Regions from separate parts of the Homo sapiens genome. Here all the other regions are linked to region 1. Evidence: chromatin contacts called from ENCODE Hi-C or POLR2A ChIA-PET data. All regions are on one chromosome and are shown on one strand. Each heading gives the region's core, a stretch centred on a gene start or an enhancer-like site at or near the end of the contact. The rest is flanking DNA. Distances are from core to core; before and after follow the strand shown. Region 1 holds the start of IL18RAP (interleukin 18 receptor accessory protein). Region 2 overlaps IL1R2 (interleukin 1 receptor type 2). Region 3 has its middle 28 kb from the start of IL1R1.

Region 1 (2,809 bases), core at 101-2,600:
CTCAGATTCTCAAACACGCTTTTCCATGAAAAGCCCATGAAGAAGATACCATAAAAACAATGCTCTTATATTAATTTTAGAGAATTCACTCTTACCTTGTACCAGGTTACCGCTGGACTTTGTGCATCACTTTGGCAGCTGAGACTGGGGCAAGAAATAGAGCCAGTGCTCCCAAGAAGTAGGTCTTGCTTATGTGATGCGGAATACTCACAGGATGCATTTGTCTGGGGCTTAACTTCTAAAATCATCTTGACACAACAGGCTACATCATAGGGGCTCCTAGGAAATTAACAAGATCCTGTGAACATAGATATTTTGTCTAGATAATAGAGGATTTGGAAATGTTTTCAGATAGAAATGTATTTGGATCATACTTAATCATCTTGGGTCTACAAATATATGACCCAGAATTATTCACCCCTGGGGTCAAAAAGTGAAGGGTACATTTGTCCTGAATGATGTGAGGATAGCTTTTCCTAATGTCCTCTAATGGATCTCCATTCGAAGGTTGTTGGTACCATTGGACATCAGATAGGTCGTTACTACCCATGAAGGGCAGGTGCTCAGGGACTTGTTTTGGTGAGAGTCGATTTCTGTGGCAGAAATGTGATTTCTGTGGCTCTGGTAAATCACAAAATAAGACAAATTCCTCTTCACTCCTTGTAGAATATGTCCAAAGGAGTTTTTTTGTGGAACAACCTGAAAATCATAATAAACAAAGCACATGGAAACACATTAGAAAATGGAATTCTAGCTTATATTTACATCTAGTACTTGATTTAACAAGAGATCTAGCTTCCTTGTGTGTCTTTCTTCTTCACTGTCTATTTTGTAGGGGAAAGGAAGTGCCTGTTCTAATTCCCTCCCAGTGGACTCCAGCATACCAGCAGCAGCCCTGGTTTCCTGGAAAAGATGGTAGAACTCTGGCTCATCCCTCGTCAGCTGATCTCACTGAACACTCAACTACAGTAACAGGGTACCTCGACAATGCTTGGTATCAGCTGAAAGCTGTTCACCCTAATAATTCTCCTCTCAGTCCCCTTTTAATAGTAGGATGGAAAGGTTTGTATTAATATATCACACTGCTGATATATCAGGTTATCCATCACTTTACACTTGACCACAGACTCACAGTGCTAACATGAAAAGTGAAAACCCCTACCTGAAATATTAAATCCTTTAATTCGCTCTCCTGCAACAAGCCAAAGAAATATCCAGCCCAAACAGAGCATTGTTCTCCCGTGTTCCTGTCATCACTCCAATAACTTCATTCCTTTGCCAGAGTAGAGTGTTTTGAGATTCAGAACTCTGCCCTGAGTATCCCCTTCATTTCTGTAAATCAAGAAATGGGAAATGAAGAAGTCAGAACCAGTGAACAAAGTGCATCTCACACAGGAAGCTTTGAAAGGGCAGGTCCTACCCAAACCGGCCTTCACTTGCCTATAACTTACGTGAGTATTTCCAATGGTGTGTAGCAACCTTTTCACTTGTGTCATTTCTTACAAATCATCTCAAGCTCCCAATATCCCTAGGCTCTATGCAGTGTGTTCTTTTAATGCCATTTTTCCCCTCATTAATCTTTTTTCTTTGATGTGCTCACCTAGCATGTGTATTTCCATGAGTAATTTGAAAAGAGTTATGTTTAACTTTTCCTGAAAAAATGACCCAAGTTGAATAAAACTGTCAGATTTTTCACGGTTAGGAAAGCTAGAGATATAGCTCCTATTTATAAAATTTGAGAATGTTTGCATATACTAGTCTATTCTATTAGAGAATAGAGGCCACCTACCTCTCCCTGCCCCACATGCAAGAGGGAAAATTGTCACTGGATGGCACCACTATCAACTCTCAAATATGAAAGGGGGAGCAGGTCCCCTCCAGAGAATCAGATCTGGGCTGTGTCCAAAGGACTTGAGTCCCCTCTCTTGATAAGGCAGTCATGGGACCTTTCAAACCACTTACTTGAAATATCTTGGGGATCCAGCTGGAGCATTCCCAGGGCAGAGGGGTGGGGAGGCATATGGCTCAGAGCAGGGTCTCAGTTTCAGCAGCTGGAGGGAGCCTGGGGCATCTGTAACAAGCCTGGATTGTTTCTGTTGCCCCATAAGGGAGGGCAGATGAACTTCCCTGAGGAACCTCAACCTTTAAAAGTAGGCCAGGGCTAATGGAAAATAAAGAATGACAAACCTAAAAGGAATGCAAGGAGCAGAGCAGAGAGACCACCTTGGCAATCCAGACAGAGAAAGCTTGGAGGAGAGACTAGACATCAGTTTCAGAAGCTGCAGAGGAGTTGGGCATGAGAAGGACTGAAAAGTGTCCACCAAAGAGTCTTGGTTTGGCCACCAAAAGCTCAGCATGTGCAGCTGGGGTGAGATAACGGAGAGCTTCAGGGTGGAGAGAGAGGAGTAGAGGGAATGTGGGAAGCGGGGAAGAACCACGCCTGCTAGAGTCTGCATGATGCAGGAAGACAGGAGGAAGTGTTTGCTCATTTCTGGAGATGAGAGGGCCTTGGGTAGGATTCCACTGCGAGGGGAATGCGTCAGCAGGTCAGTGAGGACAAATACAAGTGAGAGTGAGGAGAGGGTGCATGGACTGCTTTCTCCCAGGAAGCCAGAAGAAGTGGGGTCCCTGATACCATGGGGAGATTAATCTTGGACAAGAGGCAGGTAGAACCATGCAGGTGAAAAGGAAAGTCTGCCCAGACCACTTTGTCCAGGTGGAGCCAGAAAGTACAGGAAAGTACAGGATGCTACCACCTGGCTGCTGATGCTGACCTGGCTGTCTGCTGAGAGCAAGGCGTGTTCATGGA
Region 2 (2,809 bases), core at 142-2,641, 400 kb after region 1:
AAATGATAATGTGGGTTTTCCTCTTCTTCTTTTTAAATGTCCTTAAATGAACACTGGGTTGATTTGGCTGTAGCCTTGTACCTATTTCCGGTCATATAATGACTTTGACCCTAAAGCTGCCCTGAACCCTGGGTAGCTCCCAATCCCCAGCTCTTAGAGGATGAAGTTTCTCATCTTCAGGATAAAGAACAATCCACCCTCTTCTAGAGGCCATGCGAAGACAGCTGATTAGTGACCCAAGGCAGAGCCACATGCAGACAGAGTATTTCGAAGTTTACTGTAGAACCATTTCATCCATTTTCCAAAAATCAGCTTGCTATTTAAATTTTTCATTTGAGTATAATCTCCCAAAGTCCAGCCTCCACCCTACCAAAACTCTTTAAAAATGGGAGGTTTCTTTTCAGCTCTCCACTAGCAGACAATGCAAGGGAATTTCTATGGAATCATTTGGAGAACAAGTAGATTTGTCTAGTATCCATGGAACATTCAACATGTTATATTCTCCTATAGTGCTCCCCAAAATACATACATACCTTCCTTGACTGTGGTGCGTAGTGTCTGAAAACTCAGGGTATTATGGACAACACATTTAAAATCCATGTGCAAATCCTCTCTTGTGACAGGATCAAAAATCAATGGCACTTCAATGTAGTTCTCATTATTTTCTGAATATTCCCTGAGTTAAAAAAACATTCACTTAATTATGATTGTATCGAATGCAAGCTTGTCTTTCACAATGTAGACATCTAAACACTCTCCTTTAGAAGTACCCATTGCGCTTTTATTGTTTTCAAGTTTCATAAAGTTAGGAGCTCTTGCCACCATACTTGTGATTCATTTGGGACAGTTTCTAAGCCTGTCCCTGAAGGCCTTAGTGTCACTGAAGTTGGCGGTCACTGGCATCAAACAGTTGTTACACTACAGGGTTAGATAATGGGGAAGTTCATCTTTTAAGTCTCTTAATGAACAACAACAACAAAAAAAAACAGTCATGGGAACAGAAACGTCTAGTTTGAGGAAACTTGAGTCCCTCACCATTAAATCACTTGTATATTGAAGGGCAGGGAGTTTCCAGGACTCCAGCCCTCAGTGGTGCCGTCTCTTCTCATCTCTACTGCTGACTCTCACTCTGGAAACCTGCAGACAGCCCAGGGGAATGGCTGTGGCCAGGATAGCTGCCATTTATAGTGTTAGAGGAATCTGTAGACACCTCACTACTAACTGTTAGTGTGAATAAAAACACAGATGAGTGGATCCACTAGGAATATTTTTGTTCTATTTGTAGGGGGAATATAGGTTCCTTTAAGTAAGTGGATCATATGAGTAAGCTGAGATGGGCATTTAGTTGTGGCCAGGTCTTTTGCAATGAGAACTTGCAAGCACATGATTGTGCTACCCACACATAGTTTTTATCCACTAAATTACATCCAGAAAGATCTTTTGTGATAAGTCTTTCAAAAAACACAACCATTTGGCAAGCAAAAGCTCAGGCTAATTCAAAGTATCAAAACTGTAATTTTAAAAAGAGTTACAATTTGGAATGTTGAATGGTCTCCCTCACAGGCAACAAGTTCCCACTTACAAAAGGTCTGATTGTTCGAGTCTCAGAGTAAGAAAACATTTTCTAGAGATGACTGCTTATGAGAACTGAATTCTTTCTTTTTTTTAATTATTAACCTCCCTTAGAGATTGTGGCAGCCCACAGCTCCCTGAGAAACAGAAGAGGTACTATAGATACTGTGGCTAGGTCTCAGGGTCTTTTTAAGGGTTTATGAAAATGTTTGATAGTCAGGTTGCAGAGTGGAAAATGGAAAGATATGAACTCCAAAATATTTTTTAACTTGCGAAAATAAAAGGATCAATGTTTAATGAAACAGCTACAAAATGCAACATCAATACCAACATGTCAACTGCAACTCAACTTTTAAGTATTTACAGAGAAAGTTTGATTCTCAAGATAATTTTTAGCAAAATACAATTTTTTAAATTCTAAACATCCAACAGTTTGGAATCAAAAAAAGTAACTTTTAATGTGGTATGTGGGTCATAGTGATAACTGTCTCCAAAAGGAAGAGCGAAACCCACAGAGTTCTCAACAGAAGACCCTGGCCCACTTACTGGCGTGGCCCCTCGGTCACGCGGCCTCCCGGGTAGGCGCTCTCTATGTGGGTGTCATTGGCCGTCCACCACAGCATGGTGGTTAAGGGTGTGCCGGTTCCCAGAAACACCTTACACGGGATTGTCAGTCTTGACCCTGTGGATGGCAAGGCACAGCACGTCAACTGCAGAACCAGCACCTCCCACCCACCAGCAAACCTGAGCCCTGAGTCCCTCCTCGGCTTCTCAAACACCCCTCACCACCCAATTCTTTCCTTGGTAGAAAATTTAGTTTTCTCAAATGATTCTGTTCACACAGAGCTTTACTGTTTACGAAGTACCTCTGGTTCCTACAACTGGTCTTCATGGCAGGCAAAAACCAAGAGGCACCTGAAGTTAAATGGCTTCACCAGGGCCCCTGCGCTCCCACGGGACATGCTAAATTCAAGCCGACTTCCTCTGCCCCTCACTTCAGTTACCTCAGAAAATCCAGATCAATGTGTGGATTCTTTCTCTTTGCCTGAGGCTGGTCTTGGCTCTAATGTTTCTCCTGGGAACTCTCCATTCCCAGATGACTCTGACTGGGGATCAACCCTTCTTTAAAAACTCGTGTTTTTTTTGTTTTGTTTTGTTTTGTTTTTGAGATGGAGTCTCGCTCTGTCGCCCAGGCTGGAGTGCGGTGGGGCGATCTCGGCTCACTGCAAGCTCCGCC
Region 3 (2,809 bases), core at 175-2,674, 310 kb after region 1:
CTTCTTTCCATCTCCAGGGTTCACTGTTATTACTTGCCAAGATTACGTGGGGGAACAAGAAAAGCCCTTAAACTTTTTTCTCAGCATGGTGGTTGAAGAGAGACAAACAAAGTGTTAGAAGCTAGAGAAATGGAGAGATGTCGAAAGCAGCAATGCATTGGGGGACATCTGAACCATCTCGACCCAGTGCAACGCACCCACCTTGTCAATGCAAAGTTGAAGATACTGCAACTATGCAACCTACATGGGCCACACAGTGAGACAGAAACACAATTTCCTTCTAAATAATCCAGATTCGCCATATAAATACTGCTGAGCAAGCTCCTATTTGCCGTTTGCTGCAAGGTTGGATGTCAAAACCTGCCATGCAAGGCTCCACTGCCTCCCAAACAAAGCCCAGACCACTCAGTATAGCATTCCAGATGCTCCTCAGTCTCCCTTGATCCTACCTTTTGGAATGTGTTCCTCTCCTCGCCCTTGATGTACCCATGTTTACTATGTGCCCATTTCCTTGCAAGTTTCCCTAATGTCTACCTCTTTTCTTGCTCGTGCAGTTTCCTCTACCCAGAATACAACCCTTCTTTCTCCTCCAGCTCAAGTCTTCTTCTTCCGCCTTCTCCCCCCTCCAAGGCCTATCCCAAATACTGCACCACTTCTTTAGGGTTTTCCCATCCCTCCGACCAGGAGAAACAGGCAACTATCTCTCCCTGCTCTGAAACCTTGAGGTTTTTCATCTCCCCCTCTCTGATGGCACTTTGCAGCCCCTACTTTGCATTGCTTGAGTTCTCTCCCCTGCTGTTCAGTTAATAAGCTTAAAAGTAGGCTGAGATTGAGTATAACTTGAACAGAGCAGATGTTTAAATATTTGCCAAATAAATGAAAGTGGCTACGTTTACACAACTTATATCCACAGTGCCTTAAAAAACTGAAAGCACACTTACTAGGTAGAGAGCCCTTGATAACTTCCAGTAACAAAGTTTTCTGAGGAAATGGTCCTAAATTTCCCCACCAGGCAGGATTTGGCAATCACTATGGACAGGCTTGGTCTAACCAGCTTCTTGTTTACTTGGGTAATTTACTGACTCGGCAACTGTCTACTTCTCGGGTCAGTGGTTCTCAACCCACATTACACTAACTGCACAGTATGATCACCTGAGGACTTTAAAAAGCCAGGCTGCATGCATTCCCATCACATCAGAACTTCTGGAGTTAGGATCCAGGCATCAGTGTTTAAAAGGCTCCCAGGTGATTCCAATATGCAGCCAGGGTTGACAACTACTGGCCTAGATGACAAAGAGTAATTCCATTCAGGAGACATTTCCCCTATTTGTATGTCACCGAGGCAGCAGCAATGTCCATTTTCAGCACTGACGTGGCAGACTGGGGCCCAGCCAAGAAAGGGAACTCAACTCCAGGGGCTTACATTCACACACACTGGGTTTCCCTAGAACAACAATTTACAATCAGGACATCAGTTCCAGACTAAAGTAAAGGTCTGCCTCTACTTCCAATCCAAAGCATTTTTTACCTTCCTATGAGCCTAGGTTCTATAGATATATGTCATATTTCCTTACCAACTTAAAATAAATTTCAACTGGAGAAAAAAAGAAGCTTAGAGTTCTGATCTTGCGGTTACATAAATCCCAGAGTTTGAGGTTGATGATAAAGATTCAAGCACAGTGAGTGATACCGAGTGTAATTTCCCACATTATCACAATAGCAAAAATGTAACCTCCCCTTCTCCCTGTGAGTCAGCCCAGAAACCCACTACGTTAATCTCGAGAAATGCTTAAACCTTGAGGGAAACTTATTCAAAGAGGTTGTCATGGCAGGTTCACATGAGACTTTTTAAATCAATTAAGTTCCAGTACACATTCCTTCACTGTTGACAATAATCACATATTTTCCCTACAGGAAAGAACCCCTGTGAACCTTCGCATGTGGTTTTACAGATTCTTTAGCAGACAGCTGATACTATTTGTGAAACCAGGTTTCCCCATGCATTCCACGCAGTGTGTTTAACCTTTCCAGAGAAACATCTACCAAGTCCCTACTTTACTTGAATTTGTACTTTATTATGATATGCATTTCATTTGTATTGATTTGGGCTTCAATATTACATACTGATCATTTCAGTAATCATATCTCTTTTAAAAACTAGTTTATGGGTACCATGCACCAATTTGGATAACTCTTAGAAGTGGCAGAAGAGAGCCTGAATGGCATGCTTGATATGAATGGACTCAAAAACCAGTGCCCAAATATGACTGCCTGAAGGACATGTGAGAAAGAGCTCTTCCATAAACTAGTGTTTCCCTTCCTCATGTTCCTTACTATTTTGGCATAATGATGTGTACAGAGCTGAGAGAATCCAACAGACCCATGTTCAAATTCTGACTCTGTTATCGATCTGCCGCGACTTGAAGAAACTCACCTGCTATTTTTAAGCCTCAGTTTCCTTAGAGACAAATCAAAAATCATAAAGCCTGTGTAAGGAACAGAGGCAATGTGAAAAGCTCCCAGACATCATGGGGAGGAGATGGATGGCTGCTGATCCTGGCCGGTTCTAGAATAGCAGATGAGGTGGGTACCCAGGCTCCAGGGCAAGGAGGCCGAGCGTCATTGGTGCAGCCTCCGAGACTGGCTGCTAATCAGCCTAGAGCGGGGCAAGCAAGATCAAGGAGACAGCAAATAAAATCGCAAGTAATGAAAAGTCCCAAAAAATTGTTCCAGGATTTCCAGTCAAGTTCTACCCTCTCACTAACTCCAGGAATAGAATGAGGGAAGCCACATCAATATTCAGGGGGCA

What was found. Hi-C counts contacts between places; a loop is a spot of excess contacts on that map. ChIA-PET counts read pairs that join two places held with the same protein, here RNA polymerase II (POLR2A). Pooled maps may share reads with other maps.
Region 2: a loop to region 1 is called in a map with no recorded cell type, with 6 times the contacts of the local background. The contact joins the enhancer-like site here to the promoter of IL18RAP in region 1. A Hi-C loop is called at or near these places in 2 of 168 maps with a recorded cell type or tissue (Ramos and left lung), 8 of 37 single-sample maps with no recorded cell type and 4 of 50 pooled maps. POLR2A ChIA-PET finds 5 or more read pairs at or near these places in 2 of 52 experiments (GM12878 and activated CD4-positive, alpha-beta T cell).
Region 3: a loop to region 1 is called in a pooled map, with 1.9 times the contacts of the local background. The contact joins the enhancer-like site here to the promoter of IL18RAP in region 1. A Hi-C loop is called at or near these places in 3 of 37 single-sample maps with no recorded cell type and 8 of 50 pooled maps. POLR2A ChIA-PET finds 5 or more read pairs at or near these places in 1 of 52 experiments (SK-N-SH).

The regions. Positions count from the first base shown.
Region 1 is chr2:102,421,701-102,424,509 of GRCh38, reverse strand. It overlaps IL18RAP (interleukin 18 receptor accessory protein), which reads right to left and starts at 1,350. Exons shown (of 10, transcript NM_001393487.1): 1 at 1,163-1,350; 2 at 375-699; 3 at 96-279. The coding sequence starts at 1,232.
Region 2 is chr2:102,023,978-102,026,786 of GRCh38, reverse strand. IL1R2 (interleukin 1 receptor type 2) reads right to left here. Exons shown (of 9, transcript NM_004633.4): 7 at 2,119-2,254; 8 at 534-676. Among named protein-coding and RNA genes, the nearest start is that of IL1R2, 33 kb to the right of the region's middle. Within about 2 kb of position 1,391, at least 4 of the 41 ENCODE cell types and tissues checked have a DNase peak (open chromatin) inside an H3K27ac peak, as active enhancers do; they include GM12878, where a contact is called at or near this core.
Region 3 is chr2:102,113,511-102,116,319 of GRCh38, reverse strand. It overlaps a transcript of IL1R1 not described here. Among named protein-coding and RNA genes, the nearest start is that of IL1R1, 28 kb to the left of the region's middle. Within about 2 kb of position 1,424, at least 8 of the 41 ENCODE cell types and tissues checked have a DNase peak (open chromatin) inside an H3K27ac peak, as active enhancers do.